Regions from separate parts of the Homo sapiens genome. Here region 1 is linked to region 2. Evidence: chromatin loops called from intact Hi-C (ENCODE). Cell type or tissue: ovary. All regions are shown on one strand.

The links. A loop is a pair of places that touch in the nucleus more often than their neighbours do. Peaks named below come from ENCODE experiments on the same cell type or tissue, not always from the same donor. Only the 100,000 strongest peaks of a DNase experiment are listed, where the experiment ranks them.
Region 1: a loop joins it to region 2, with 5 times the contacts of the local background. A loop is called at or near these places in 14 of 110 quality-filtered maps.

What each region holds. Positions count from the first base shown.
Region 1 is chr9:5,841,773-5,849,772 of GRCh38, forward strand. It overlaps a transcript of ERMP1 not described here. Among named protein-coding and RNA genes, the nearest start is that of ERMP1, 13 kb to the left of the region's middle. RefSeq lists enhancers at 1-132, 2,741-2,860, 2,991-3,110. In ovary, no CTCF peak of the experiment used is centred here; no DNase peak of the experiment used is centred here; H3K27ac peaks cover 1,046 bases.
Region 2 is chr9:5,781,614-5,789,613 of GRCh38, forward strand. ERMP1 (endoplasmic reticulum metallopeptidase 1) reads right to left here. Exons shown (of 15, transcript NM_024896.3): 14 at 5,817-5,980; 15 at 2,959-5,695. The coding sequence ends at 5,531. Among named protein-coding and RNA genes, the nearest start is that of ERMP1, 48 kb to the right of the region's middle. In ovary, no CTCF peak of the experiment used is centred here; no DNase peak of the experiment used is centred here.

The sequences.
Region 1 (8,000 bases), 60 kb after region 2:
CTTCAGGTGAGTTCTTGGTCTCGCTGACTTCAAGAATGAAGCTGTGGACCCTCGCGGTGAGTGTGACAGTTCTTAAAGATGGTGTGTCTGGAGTTTCTTCCTTGTGGTGGGTTTGTGGTCTCACTTGACTTCAGGAGTGAAACCACATATCTTCGCAGTGAGTGTTACAGCTCTTAAAGGTGGCGCATCCGGAGTTGTTTTTTCCTCCTGGTGGGTTCATGGTCTTGCTGACTTCAGGAGTAAAGCTGCAGACACAGACCTTCACAGTGAGCGTTACAGCATATAAAGGTAGTGCGGACCCAAAGAGTGAGCAGCAGCAAGATTTATTGTGAAAACAGAAAGAACAAAGCCTCCACACAGTGCAAGGGGACTGGAGCAGGTTGCAGCTGCTGGCTGGGGTGGCCAGCTTTTATTCCCTTACTTGGCCCCGCCCACATCCTGCTGATTGGTCCATTTTACAGAGTGCTGATTGGTCCGTTTTTACAGAGTGATGATTGGTGCATTTACAAATCTTTAGCTAGACACAGAGCACTGGTTGGTGTGTTTACAATCCTTTAGCTAGACAGAGAAGTTCTCCAAGTCCCCACCAGACCCAGAAGCCCAACCGGCTTCACCTCTCAACTGCACTCCAGCCTGGGTGACAGGCAGAACGAGACTGTCTCAAAAAAAAAAAAAAAAGAAAGAAAAGAAAAAAGAAAAAAAGAAAATGTTTTGGAACTAGATAGCTGTGGTTTGCACAACATTATAAAGTACTAAATGCCACAAAGTTGTTCACTTTTAAAACAATTTTATATTATGTAAATTTCACCTCAATCAGAAACAAACTTATTAATTGTATATTATTCACAGCTGACTGTAGCAAGTAGACTATAAAAAGAAGTCTTAATTCCAGAGACAAATGCCTCCCCAAGTTCACTTTCAGTAAGCCATTTGCTACTCTGTTGCTGTTATAAATTGTGATGATAATAAGTGCCTTGGATTTCAGTAGCCTCTTACTTCCAAGCAATTCAAAGTACTAAATCAGGATTTCTGATCTCCGTTTTTTAAAGAAAATCAATAAACAGATCTGTAGCAGAGATGCTGATTCTTTAGAAAAGGCTAAGGAAATCGCTTAATTCATAGCCTAAAGTTTTAAAAGCCTTTTCCCTCTCAGATTCCTTCATGATTCTAATATCCTAGCCAGAGATAAGGCTAATCTTTAAGAAGCTCCACAAAGTTGTGAGCCCAAATTAAGAGATTCAGATACAAAAAGCCAAGTGACAAACAGACTTGTTATTCAAAAGTGCTATTATGTCAGCAAGGTAATTGGGACTTATTTAGGGAACAGAAAAGAGCATTTACCAACCATTTCCTGACATGGGCAGATAAGGTGATAGAATAAAACAGGTCAGGTTAAGGTTAGAAGGAGTGGTAAGGACTGGCGTGAACTAGAACCCTGGCTCCACCTAAATCAGTAACAGTAACCATAGCTCTGCGGAATTTGGGGCTCAGCACAGCCAAATCTGCTATTTTTTCAAGAAATGACAGAAACTCAGATATTTATGTGAAACCTTCTGCTCTGTTAATGTTGGAAACAAATTTAAAAAGAGAAGAACATTTTGTGTGCCAAAGAAAATAGGTGTGTAAACTGGATTCCACCCACCTGCTGCCAGTTTGAAGCCTCTGAGCCCTCACCTTTAAGCCCTCAAGGACATACTTGATTAAAGATAAAATATTTCCCTGAGTGGGGATCAGGTTATTCATGAGATTCTTATCTCCAGATTTGGGGGAAAGTTTATAGTGCTAGAATGTATCAGATGTAGCTAGCCAGTCAAGTCTCTTTCTTCTCTCCTTCTTAGTTGAGAGGTCAGTCTTGTCAAATGCCCCCCTCCCCGCTTCTAGCCACTGCTTTGTTTATTTTGCAGGAACAGTGAATAAGTAGCAGAACGCTTTCTGAAGTTTTTGCTGATGCAGAGCCGAAGATCTCTGCTACAACAAATGTTCTGAAATGGAGTCTTCTCTCTCATCCCCATCCCCTACCACGGACAGTGTTGCACACACCGGGGTTGTAAAACTCAAAGGCAGAGTTACAGCCCTCCTGGATTTTAGACCAAGCCTGGGGATATGCAGCTGTATTTACTCTTCTTGTGTGTCCTGGGGGGAGGAAGGATGGGAAGAGCAGTGCATCCTGGAACCGTGGCTATGGAAAATAACGAGCACTCCTCCACCCCCTGGCCAATACCGGCACAGACTTAATTTGAGGGGTAATGTTCTGTGAAGTATGATGGCATTTCCGGGAGAAGAATCTCAGTCAGACCTACAATCAAACATACATTTCCTTACCAGGGGTAAGGAAAAAAATCTTTCCTCTTAAAATTAGACACCCTGTCCTGGAAAACACTAACATCCTACATCCTGAGACTTCCTTCCTGCAGCCTTCCAGCTCTTTCTGCCCAGACTCAGATGTAAGTGGCCAAGTAGCCACAGGCTGCCTAGCAGAGAAGATTTTGTGTTTTTTTGTTTGTTTGTTCGTTTGTTTCAAGACAGAGTCTTGCTCTGTCACCCCAGACTATAGTGCAGTGATGCGATTTCAGTTCACTGCAACCTCTGTCTCCCAGGTTCAAGTGATTCTTGTGCCTCAGCCTTCTGAGTAGCTCTTATTATAGGCATGTACCACCATGCCTGGCTAATTTTTGTATTTTTAGTAGAGATGGTGTTTTGCCATGTTTCCAGGCTGGTCTCAAACCCCTAGGCTCAAGTGACCCACCCTCCTTGGCCTCCCAAAGTGCTGGGATTACAGGCGTGAGCCACCACGCCTGGCCCTAGCAGAGAAGATTACAGTCAATCTTTGTGAGAACTAAAGAGAAACTTCTGCCGTCACCTTTGCGGAGAACTGTCAAGGAGCCGCTTGGTCAGAAGAGCAGGAACTCCTCTGGAAGAAGCCTGGGCATACCTCCTGCACCCCTCCTCATCCCCTTTTTGTTTATATATGGGTGGATTTTTCAACTTTATCAGCCTTGCAGGAAACCATAAATATATTTCCAGTTGACAGTCAAGTTTTCTGGTTGTGAACCTCAGGTCTTCTAAAGTCACCATCTGCTACAGAAACAAAAGTCAACAAATACCACATTCTTCCCAACTGGTCTACCAAAAATTATGGCTGCTTTGAGCATGTCAGCCTTGTGGTTTTCTTCAGAGGGCAGGATGTGTCCTGGCCCCTCTGGTAGTTTAGCTTGGTTTCCTGCCAAAGCGAACAGGGGAAAATGTCCCCCCACCCCCGCCAGCTCTTCCTTGGGGCAGTATAGGGCCTTTGAAACTTAAACTTGCATTTGTCGAGCCTAAAACTTGAATCATCGTGTTTTGTTTTTGTTTCCATTGGGAAACTTTCAGTGTTTTTTTTTTTTGTTGTTGTGGTGGTGGTGGTTTAATTTTTTTATAAATCATTGTTTCTTCTTAAAGTTTTAATGCCCCTGACCTGTGACTCTGAGAGGATTTGACAAATTATCTGTGCTCTTAAAAGGAAGTTTCTTGTCAGGTGTTTTTGCTTGTGCCTATAATCCCAGCTACTTGGGAGGCCAAGGCGGGAGGATCACTTGAAACCAGGAGTTCAAGACCAGCCTGGGCAACATAGCAAGACCCCATTTCAAAATAATAATAATATTAAAAGTAACTTTCTTAAAGTTTGAGGGAGTGGGGAGGAGGATGAAGAGAGAGAGAGAATAACTTATTCAAGTTATCTTCTCTTTTTCTTTCACAAAACTAACTCCTGATTGATTGATTGATTGATCGATCGATAGATTATCTGGAGTTCTTCCAGCCTGTGGATTAACTGCACTCCACCTCATCACTCCCTTCCATTTGCTACCAGTGTCTTTTGTTATTTCTGCCACAGATTCTCTAGTGAAGAAAAGAAACCACTCAAATTGGTTCTCCTTGATCACACCAAAGAGAGGTTGTAGGGTGCCCTCTTAGAGCAGACAGTGGAGTCAACTCTTGCCTCAGGAGAGCACGCCTTGCTAAGGGCTCTTTGGGTATTTTTGTGAGGAGACTGAGGAGAACTCAGTAGGCCTGAGGAGTATTTTTGAGGCCACAGAACCATGGACAGGTGTAAGGGGAAGTTCCAGGAGGGAGGCAATTAGTGTAACTGTTGTTCAGGCCCTCGGAGTGTTTGGGTCAGGGAGAAGGGCAGAGAAGAAGCCACTTTGGAGTGTCAGGCAGGCCTGGATGGGCAAATGTGGCCAGTCAGTGCTTCTTGAACTTGTTTGTGCTTAGGTGCTACCTGGGGATCTGGGTCTGGAGAGGTTGGGTGGGGTGGATTCTGCACCCCTAACACAGCCCCTGCTCATGTTCATGCTGTGCTTTACCTCACTAGGTAACCACACTTTGTGAAGCAAGATGGTAAATATTCTGGGAGCTAGGGACAGCTTAAAGGTAAGGCCAGAGGCAAGGCCAGGGACAGCAAGCAAAAGCAGCCTGCATCCATGTCACTATTAAGGCACCAGATGGACAGTCTTACTGGAAGCCTGCCAAAAGTAGAGCAAGACCCCTCCCCCGCCACCCACCCAGTGGCCCACAGATCTGGGCTCAAATCCTAGCTCTGCTACTAATTTGCTGTGTGACCTTAAGGAAGTCATTTCATCCCTCTGAGGCTGTTTCCTCATCTGTAAAAACAGAGATATTAAAACCTCCCTTGGCCATTTCACAGGGTTACCCTGAAAATTAAATGATATAAGTATGGGGAAGCTGTTTGTAGCTGCCAAAGTACTTTGCAATGTAACCTGTGATTATGTCAGATAGATTCCTCTTGGGAACCTTGCATGGTTTCACTCATGTATGTGTGATTATCACATCTAACTACATTTCCCAAAGGATTGGGCAAGCACTTACTCCCGTGGGTGTGAAGGGGAAGAGTTCATATTTATTTCATCATGCTTCAAAGCCTTTGCAACTGGTCCATAGCTCAGGTACTTTGCTATCCCTGTGGTTCAACATTAATCACCTGTTTTATGGGGTGGTTATTCCTTTCTGAAAGGATGGAGGACTTGTTTGTGTTTATGGACATTTCCCCGTTCTATTTGAGTTATATCACATTCCGCTTTGACCCAAGCAGAATAGTTGATTTTCCTGTTCAGCATGGAACTGGACGCCCTTTAATTAGGAAACTCTGAATGGGTATGCTGCAGAGATTTATGGCAGACAGAGACCATTTCCTTCAGGTTTCCCACAGGGGTGCGATGGCCTCCCCCAACCAGATTCAGCATATTCTCTCCTGCATCCTCTCAGCACCAATGCTCAGCAGCCCATAGGCAGCCCTCAGCTACAAAGAATGCCCAGGGGATGGAGGGAAGAGACGCCAGTAAATTGAATTTGCTGTTTAACTCACTGTTAGATCTAGAAAATATGGGCTTTGTTTTTTTCAATTCTTACAATTACTCAATGTGTTTTGAAGATTAGAATTTTGCATCTATGTTATCAACCCAAATATCATCACTGATTGTGATGCTCGATGTGGATGACTATAAACAGGCCCAGCCTCATTCTGTTGTCCAGGCTGTAGTGCAGTCTGCTCCTCTGCCTCCTGGGCTCAAACGATCCTCCCGCCTCAGCCCTCCAAGTAGCTAGGACCACAGGGGCATGTCACCACACCCAGCTAATTTTTGTATTTTTAGTAGAGAAGGAGTTTCACCATGTTGCCCAGGCTGGTCTTCACCTCCTGAGCTCAAGTGATCACCTGCCTCGGCCTCCCAAAGTGCTGGGATTACAGGTGTGAGCTACTGCACCTGACCCCCAGATGGCTTTTTCACTAAAACCCCAATTTTGTTCCTTCTCTTAGGAATAACATGTACAAAACAAAACAAAATCGGCCAGGCGCAGTGGCTCACACCTGTAATCCCGGCACTTTGGGAGGCCAAGGCGGGCGGATCATGAGGTCAAGAGATCGAGACCATCCTGGCTAACACGGTAAAACCCTGTGTCTACTACAAATACAAAAAATTAGCCGGGCGTGGTGGCAGGCGCCTGTAGTCCCAGCTACTCGGGAGGCTGAGGCAGGAGAATGGCGTGAACCCAGGAGGCGGAGCTTGCAGTGAGTCGAGATGGCACCGCTGTACTCCAGCCCGGGCGACAGAGCGAGACTCCGTCTAAAAAAATAAAAAAGACAGGAAAAAAAAAAAAACCCAAATCAAAAAAATCAGAACAAAACAAACCCCGTAAGATGGGTTTATTATTATCCTGGTTTTATCAATGGAAAACTGAGGCTTAGAGAAAGGATATCATTTACTGAAGGTCATACAGACACTAAATGGCTGAGGTGGGATCTGAAGATGAGTCTGTGTGGTAGGCAGAAAAACAGCCCCCTCAAGATGTCCACATCCTAATCCACAAGACCTTTGAACGTATTCCTTTACTTGGCAAAGGGACTTTCAAATGTGATTAACTTAAGGACCTTGAGATGGGGAGATTATCCCAGTTATCTGGGTGGGCCTGATGTAAACACATGGATCTTTATGAAGGAAAGCGGGAAGTAGGAGAGTAAGAGAAGGAGACAAGATAATGGAGGAGGTCGGAGTGGCCACGAGATGCAGACAGCCTCCTGCAGCTGGAAAAAGCAGGGACGTGGATCTGCGCCTAGAACCCTCAGAACAAACACAGCTCTGCCGAGCCATTTCAGACTTCCAAACTCCAGAACTGTCAGATAATACATTCGTATTGTTCTAGGTCCCTAAGTTTGCAACAATTTCTTAGAGCAGCCATAGGAAGCTAATACACATCCAGATACAAGGAGTGGCAGAAAGAAAAGAAGTCTCAGTGGTTTTGTCAATAATTCATTTACAGGTCATGGCTAGCCATTTCTGGTTTTCTACAAGGATTTAGGGAACTAATTATTTTTTAATGTTCAGAGCTTGAATGCTTACCACTGAGTTAAATGACCTCTCTCTACCTCCACCCTGAAAAATGCCTCTTGTTTGAAGGTTGTTTGTAGCTAGAATTTGGGTTTCATAGGGACTGCAACATAGAGACTGCAAAGTTTATTTGTGCTGGAAATTATTAGTGAGGCTAGTTGAATATCACCTTTCTAAAAGAGTGAGTGGGTGAGGACTGGTTCACAGGGGTGTTGGTTTGAGTGCAGGTGGCTACTTGAAAGAGGAGGGACCTATGTGGCTTACTATGGTTAGATGGGGGTTCTGACCTAGCTGAGGAAACCAAGTGGAGAAGCCACTTTGTACTTTAGTTTTACAGTTAGTTTGATTATTTTTATTTTTATTTATATTTATATTTTTATTTTTATTTTAGATGGAGTCTTGCTCTGTCGCCAGGCTGGAGTGCAGTGGCACGATCTTGGCTCACTGCAACCTCTGCCTCCTGAGTTCAACCAAGCCTCCTGACTGGGCTTCCCGAGTAGCTGGGACTATAGGCATGTGCCACCACACCCAGCTAATTTTTGTATTTTTAGTAGAGACAGGGTTTCACCATGTTGGCCAGGAGGGTCTCAATCTCTTGACCTCGTGATCTGCCCAACTTGGCCTCCCAAAATGCTGGGATTACAGGCATGAGCCACTGCGTCTGGCCCAGTTAGTTTGATTTTTACAGCCTGTAGGGGAGAGAAGGGATCCTACAGATACTAATCTAGCACCTTCATTTTACAGATGAGCAACCTGGTCCGGGGGAGGAGAACTGACTTAGCCAAAGCAGACAGGGGGTCCTGGCCAGGATTAGAGCCCGAACCCAACCCCAGCTCCTTGCTATGCCCACTTCCTTCATCTCTCTTCCCACACCACTTGGTGTGGTTCTGTGTACACTAATTGGACATTTCCCATAAACAAAGTCATGGTTTGGTCACTGTTCAGAAGGTGGTATTTGTAGACTCAGATCACCAAGTGATATCCTCACTTCAATAAGTTGTCCTGTGATTCTTGGTTAATAAAACCCATGCTGTTATAACAAGTTTATTTCAGAGCCACATGTGTTATTAAAATAAATTACTCTGTTCTAGCACACTTTTGGCATGTTTGGTTCTTATA
Region 2 (8,000 bases):
ATTAACCTTAAATATAAATGCGCTAAATGCCCCAATTAAAAGACATAGACTGGCAAACTGGACAAAGAGTCAAGACCCATCAGTGTGGTGTATTCAGGAGATGCATCTCACATGCAAAGACACACACATGCTCAAAATAAAGGGATGGAGGAATATTTACCAAGCAAATGAAAAGCAAAAATAAAAGCAGGGGTTGCAATCCTAGTTTCTGATAAAACAGACTTCTTTAAACCAACAAAGATCAAGAGGGACAAAGAAGGCCATTACATAATGGTAAAGGGATCAATGCAACAAGAAGAGCTAACTATCCTAAATATATATGTACCCAATACAGGAGCACCCAGATTTATAAAGTTCTTAGAGACCTACAAAGAGACTTAGATTCCCACGCAATAATGGTGGGAGACTTTAACACCCCACTGTCAATATTAGATCAACATGATTGTATATTTAGAAAACCCCATAGTCTCAGCCCAAAGTCTCCTTAAGCTGATAAGCAACTTCAGCAAAGTCTCAGGATACAAAGTCAGTGTGCAAAAATCACAAGCATACCTCTACACCAATAACAGACAAACAGAGAGCCAAATCATGAGTGAACTCCCATTCACAACTGCTGCAAAGACAATAAAATACCTAGGAATACAACTTACAGAGGATGTGAAGGACCTCTTCAAGGAGAACTACAAACCACTGTTCAATGAAATAAGAAAGGACACACACAAATGGAAGAACATTCTATGCTCATGGATAGGAAGAATCAATATTGTGAAAATGGCCATACTGCCCAAAGTAATTTACAAATTCAGTGCTATCCCCAACAAGCTACCATTGACTTTCTTCACAGAATTGAATAACTACTTTAAAGTTCATATGGAACCAAAAAAGAGCCCACATAGCCAAGACAATCCTAAGCAAAAAGAACAGTGCTGGAGACATCACGCTACTGACTTCAAACTATACTACAAGGCCACAGTAACAAAAACAGCATGGTACTGGTACCAAAACAAGATATATAGACCAGTGAAACAGAACAGAGACCTCAGAAATAATACCACACATCTACAACCATCTGATCTTTGACAAACCTGACAAAAACAAAGAATGGGGAAGGGATTCCCTATTTAATAAATGGTGTTGGGAAAACTAGCTAGCCATGTGCAGAAAGCTGACACTGGATCCCTTCCTTACACCTTATACAAAAATTAACTCAAGATGGATTAAAGACTTAAACGTAAGACATAAAAACCCTAGAAGAAAACCTAGGCAATACCATTCAGGACACAGGCATGGGCAAAGACTTCATGACTAAAACACCAAAAGCAATGGCAACAGAAGCCAAAATAGACAAATGGGATCTAATTAAAGAGCTTCCGCACAGCAAAAGAAACTAACATCAGAGTGAACGGGCAACCTACAGAATGGGAGAAAATTTTTGCAATCTATCCATCTGACAAAGGGCTAATACCAGAATCTACAAAGAACTTAAACTTACAAGAAAAAAAAAAAACATCAAAAAGTGGGCAAAGGGTATGAACAGACACTTCTCAAAAGAAGACATTTATGCAGCCAACAAACATATGAAAAATAAGCTCATCACCACTGGTCAGAGAAATGCAAATCAAAACTACAATGAGATACCATGTCACGCCAGTTAGAACGGCGATCATTAAAAAGTCAGGAAACAACAGATGCTAAAGAGGATGTGGAGAAATAGGAACTCTTTTACATTGTTGGTGGGAGTGTAAATTAGTCCAACCATTGTGGAAGACAGTGTGACGATTCCTCAAGGATCTAGAACTAGAAATATCATTTGACCCAGCCATCCCATTACTGGATATATACCCAAAGGACTATAAATCATTCCACTATAAAGACACATGCACATGTATGTTTACTGCAGCACTGTTCACGATAGCAAAGACTCAGAACCAACCCAAATGCCCATCATCAATGATAGACTGGATAAAGAAAATGTGGCACGTATGCACCATGGAATACTATGCAGCCCTAAAAATGGTTGAGTTCCTGTCCTTTGCAGGGACATGGATGAAGCTGGAAGCCATCATTCTCAGCAAACTAACACAAGAACAGAAAGCCAAACACCGCATGTTCTCACTCATAAGTGGGAGTTGAACAATGAGAACACATGGACACAGGGAGGGGAACATCACACACCAGAGCCTGTCAGAGGGTGGGGGGCTAGGGGAGGGACAGCATTAGGAGAAATACCTAATGTAGATGACAGGTTGATGGGTGCAGCAAACTGCCATGGCACATGTATACATATGTAACAAACCTGTACATTCCACACATGTACCCCAGAACTTAAAGTATAATTTTAAAAAATTTAAAAAGAGTCGTAACTGCATCTTGGCTAAAAACAAATGTAAATAGCCATAACTGCATCTTGACTTTATTGGCCCTAAAAGAAGAAGAGGAGTATTAGGTTAGAAGTTGTTCAGCTGCTTCACCTTGCATTGAACTGTTCTGAGAGAATTCACTCAAAGTTTAAATAACTTGCACAGAGATCTCTGAACTCAAAGTTCATGCTCTATTTTGGTGAGTGGTGGTGCCCTTTCCTTCTGTGGAGATTAGAATAAGCAATGAGTCACTCTGGCTGAAAGGCAACTTCTTCCCTCCCTCCTACCCTTACTCCCAAATAAAAGAACGCCCTTTACCCTTTGCTATTTTTTTGCTAATGGGGATGATTTAAAACTCCTACATAGGTGAAGCTCAACATTTACCTAATAATTTCTGTGAAATTCAGAAGTACCATTTCATTCTAAGATAAAGGATTCTAACTGAAGTAAACATTTCCATGTTGAGTTCTTTGCTCACATGAGCCATCTAGGTCTTTTAACAGCAATTAAAAGGCTCTGTGGACATGGAATAACCCTTGAAAATATGGGGATACAGAAGAACACAGATCTGTTTTTCAGTTAAAAAGATACCAACCAGTATATTAAACAGTTTATTTCAGTAACATTGTAAGGCAACAATTAATCCTCAGTAAGTCAGCAAACCAGTGACAAGAAATTGACAAACACTCCTTCTACAGCTTCCTGAGACAGCAGGCTGGCTTGTGGCCCCCTGGGTGGTAACATCTTAAGGAATCCTATCATGTTTGTTTATATATGCTAAACTGTAAAAACAAACACTTCATGCGACAATCATTCTTAGGTCAAACACAAGAACGAACTATTTTGAAATCAATTCCTCACACTTTTTCCCTGAATATGCAGTACTGTACTACTAACATCTAATTCTGTAGAAAATAATGCATTTGTTAGTGACTTTGTTAGAGCTTGAAAAGACCCTTTTAGAAATTATTTAAATGATCACTCTTTAAAAATTTTTTTTAATCTCAGAATCTACTAATGTGACAGACAAACGGTATGCTTAACAGAGTCATAAATACTGTGTATAATTGCTTGACCATTTCTGGCATTTAAATGACCTCCCAGAATATTACACAAGCCCTGAGACTAGTGAGCATCTTACTACTGACCTTGTACAATACCAAAGCTTCATAATGCTAAAGAAAACCAAAACAAAAGACAATGGTTTACACAGGGAAATAACCCTAAGGCAATATGAAAACAGTCATAATTTATTACTGATAAAGAGTAAAGGCATCCTTCCCATAGAGGGGGGGAATTCACAGGGAACACTAATTATATCAGATGAACCACGGGGATAGAAAATAGGCCCATTTTTAAAATTCATTGAGAAATTATTACTTTTTCTCCACAACTGTGATTCTATACAAAATATAAACCCTGCAAACCTTATGTGCTACCTGACAGATAAAAGTAGCAGGAGCCAGACTCTTGAAGCACTTGAGACTGATTTCTACAAAGTCCAGGAAGAGCAATGATTCCAGTGTGCAGTGCTGATGCATGTGTGAGCCTAACATGTTATTCAGCTCTGGTTGCAGCCCCATCTACATGGGCCCAGTTAGTTTTTAGGGAGTCACAGATTAGGCAGGCAACGAGGGGCATGATTTAAAAAGCACATCATACACATGAGACAAGCAGCTTCAAGGACGTTTTCTCCGGCAATGCATACTTACTGTGCTCTTTCTATTCAGACAGATCCACAGACCACCTTTCAAGAGCATTCCTCTCTCATTTCCTCCATCACCCAAGATAAATCTAGCCACCCTTTTTTGTTAACTGTGCCTTTTCTTTCAACTTTTTGTCCTTGTTAAAACTCAAAATTTGTCCAACGTTTCACATTTCCTAATGATAAAAAGAAAGCTTGCACAGTTTACCATTGATCTCACCAATGCCCTCACTGCTGGAACCAAAAAGCCATGAGAGGTACTGCTGTGATACACCTTACAAGCTACATAGCCATCTTCAAAATGAAAACCACCTTTTAAGTCCTCATGCTGCCATTACGCAGGATCTGAACCACCTACACGTACAGTGGTCTCATTCCAGTATAAGCCACAACCTCAAGTCTCAGGAAAGCCAGTCTGCTGGATAGTAAGTTACTGAGAAAAACTAATCTATTCAACTGGCTGGAAAACAAAAAGATAGGCCCAGTGCATCAGTAAGATTATACCATGAAGGACTAACCTTGTATAACACAAGACTCCTATGAAACAAAGAAAAGAGAATAAATATTTATAAAATTCCCACCACTCCCAGCCTTCCTTCTACCCCAGAATAGCCCAGATGGCAGCTCAGTGCTCTGAGGAAGGAAGTTAAGGTCATGTACTGGCACAAACAATATTCTGAACCAAAAGAACCTACGAAAACCAGAGGGGTATGTGGCCAAATATTCCCCTTTTCAACTTGGTAAGATGGAGAGGGGTAACAGACATGTTTCAGAGGAAAACAGGCATAGAAAACCACCTCAGGAAAGCAGCACAGCAGTGCATCTGTGTGTCCACTTGTCAGGACAGTGAGTCACCAGCTCAGCACAGGGTCCAGGCCTCAGCACAGAGAGACAAAGCACATTTGAGAGGCTGCCTGAAGAAACAGCTTGACACAGGCTACAGCCTCAAGAGTGCAATGCTTCTCTCCCAGCCCTATGGCAATCACTTTCCAGTGACCTACACAGAGTTATATTCTCAAGGGGAATCATTACCTCAGTGAATGATATTTTACCCACCATCCACTAATACAACAAATGGTTTTGGGGCTTAAATTGGAAACAACTTTTGTCTCATTAACAATGCTCTGACAGTGTACATCTTTCTTGATCCTAAAGGGGCAGCTATTGAAGTGGATTGTTGGCTTTGTCCTTAAGGTCATATAAAATGACGTGTGTGTAGTGGCAGTACCCACATGTGCTGAAGTGCCAAAAGACTGGCATTTTCAAGTGTCAACAGGCCATGCATCACTGCGCCACAGCTAAACCCTTATAGTGCTTGGCCCTGAAAAGCGTTAACCCAGAAAGCTCTTTGAACATATGATCATTAAAATTCATTGACTTACGTTACAAACATCCACGTAACATAGGGAGAAACCATGTCACATGGAGTATCCACTGGGCATGTACTTAGAGCTCATCCACAAGATTAAAATACAAAGAGATCGTAGGTGCACACCCAGGCAGAGGGAAATGTCCAATCTGGGAACTTTTCCTTCAGAGCATCCAGTTGAGGGGATCTCTTGTCTTCCCCAGACAGATAGTGGGCAGCAATGGCCACGGTGACCATTCCTTCAGGATGTTCTTCTGAAACCTGCCAGAGAAAATCAATTAGTTCTCCAGTTCTCAGAAGCCAGAATACTGAACCCAAGGTTCTTGCTAAATACCACCTGGGAACCTAATCAATGAAACAAACAATGCTGGGAAATTGGCACCTGCACTTCTATCCAGAACTGCCATGCAGAGGCCTGGAGTCCATGGGAGTAAAAGACAAAGTAGTCTCCTCCTTTACTTGTGACTGGGGTGCCATTGCCAAGAGACCACTGAGAAAGTGTTGACCCTTTGTGGGCTCGAACATAGAAGGACATATGGCTTGGTCCTGTAAGGTAAAAGGAAGAAAGAACAGTTAATCTTTTTAAAAGGATCAAAAAAATAACCCACAATCCAAACCAGACTTCATAAAGGTTCATGCCTGCATGACTTTAAATATACTTACTATAAACCTAATGGAGGTTTACCAGTTTGGACACTTAGTGTGAATCAACAAGGTTAAATAATGAGGTACAGGAGAAAAGGCACAGACTGTAAATGAGAAAGCCTGTGTTAAGTTGGTCCTATCACTTAACTGCTGCATGACATCAGGAATTTAATCTATGTCACAATTTCTTCATTGAGGGGATTATATTAGAAAAAGCATATGAAAGTGTTGGCAAAACTGCGAAGTGCTGTAACAGTACTGAATAGGACTGCCATTATGAATGGAGTTGTAATTTTCAGAGTTGATCATGTAACACCTTAAAATATGTTTTACTAGTTTTTCCCTTCAAGCTGGAAAATATTAGCTCAGTTCTGAAAATTTAGTCATCACTGGGAACTTCCAAGGAAACTGATGACAGTGGAAGTCAAACTAAAACTAAAATAGATAAAACTAAACAAAAACACACCCTCAGCCTAACTTAAAGACAGAGAATACCCACATTTGAAATAACCGTAAATTTTTAAATCTCAGGGAGCAATCTCACACACTTGTGCCCACCCTGCTTCTGCTGCAAGGCTTTGTGGCAAATGCAGACCAAGTCAGTCCACCCTAAATCTGAAAATACTACTATAGTGTCCAGTCAAAGAAAGGTTTACAGGGCAGGGACTTAAAAGTATATTATTGAAGTAACAGTCTTCAAAACCAAAGCTTCTCAGGGAAAAATAAAAAAGAAGGAAGAGGAATCCTTTGGCATTTGGGTGGTGAAGATGAAAAGAAGCAAAAGAAAATTCAGGGTCCTGCAAGAAAAATCCAGTCAAAAAAGTTGAAAGAGATAAATATTATTCATCCACACCAACACAAACTTCCTAAAGAATCTGGACTTTCTTACACTGACAGAAAAGGAAGCCATTGCTAGAAATCTTACAAAACAGCACAAAAATGAGGAAGAAAAGGATAAACAGATCCATACAGTTATTACCAAAAAAAAGTATCAGAAAATTCCTCTTGGAAAAAAAAAGAAATAACCATGAAGCAGGAGAAAATGTTATAATCACACTCCAACTACAAATATATCCATACAAACATTTGGGGATATTTAAAACCCCACCATGAATCAGAAATTCTTACTAGAAGGAAGAATTAAAAGGACCGACTAGACTCAGAAAAGAAATGGAGGAAAAAGGCAAAATTACCTTAGAAATGAAGACAATTACAAGATGCCCAACAGAATAGATTCAAAGGAAAATTTAATAACAGTCATAAAGACAGGAGAAATACTAAGAAAATTAAAATGGGAAAAAGCAAAGTAAAAAAGGTTAGCGATAGTGGTAAAAATGGAAGGCAGGTCAGAAAAAATATTCATTTGGTACCCCAGAAGAAAACCAAACAACGAAACAGAACTAATATTTAAAACTGTAATCCAAGAAAGCATTCCAGAAACAAAAAGAGAGCTGAATCTACACATTGAAAGAGACTACCAGGCACCTTAGAATATTAACACAGAACAAACAACTTCAAGACATAACCTAGTAAAACTATTAGATTTCAAAGAAAAAAAAAATCTTCAAGGTCTTCAATAAAAAGTTTGATCAAATAACTTACAAAAAAAATTACATTGGTATCAGACCCCAAAAACAATATATAAAACAAGGCAACAATGGAACAACAATTTTTAAAAACTCAATATTGGAAAACGTGAACCAAAGATTTTATGTCCACCAACTTGTCCTTCAACTATCAGGATTACAGAAAACCAATTTTAACCATACAGAAACAGCACTCATGAGCCCTTCTTCAGAAACAGTCTAGAGAATAAGCTTCATCCAACCAACAGATAACTGTACAAACTTCAGCAAAAGAACTTTTTCCTGAGACAGGGTCTTGCTCTATCACCTAGGTTCGAGTGCAGTGGTGTGAACAC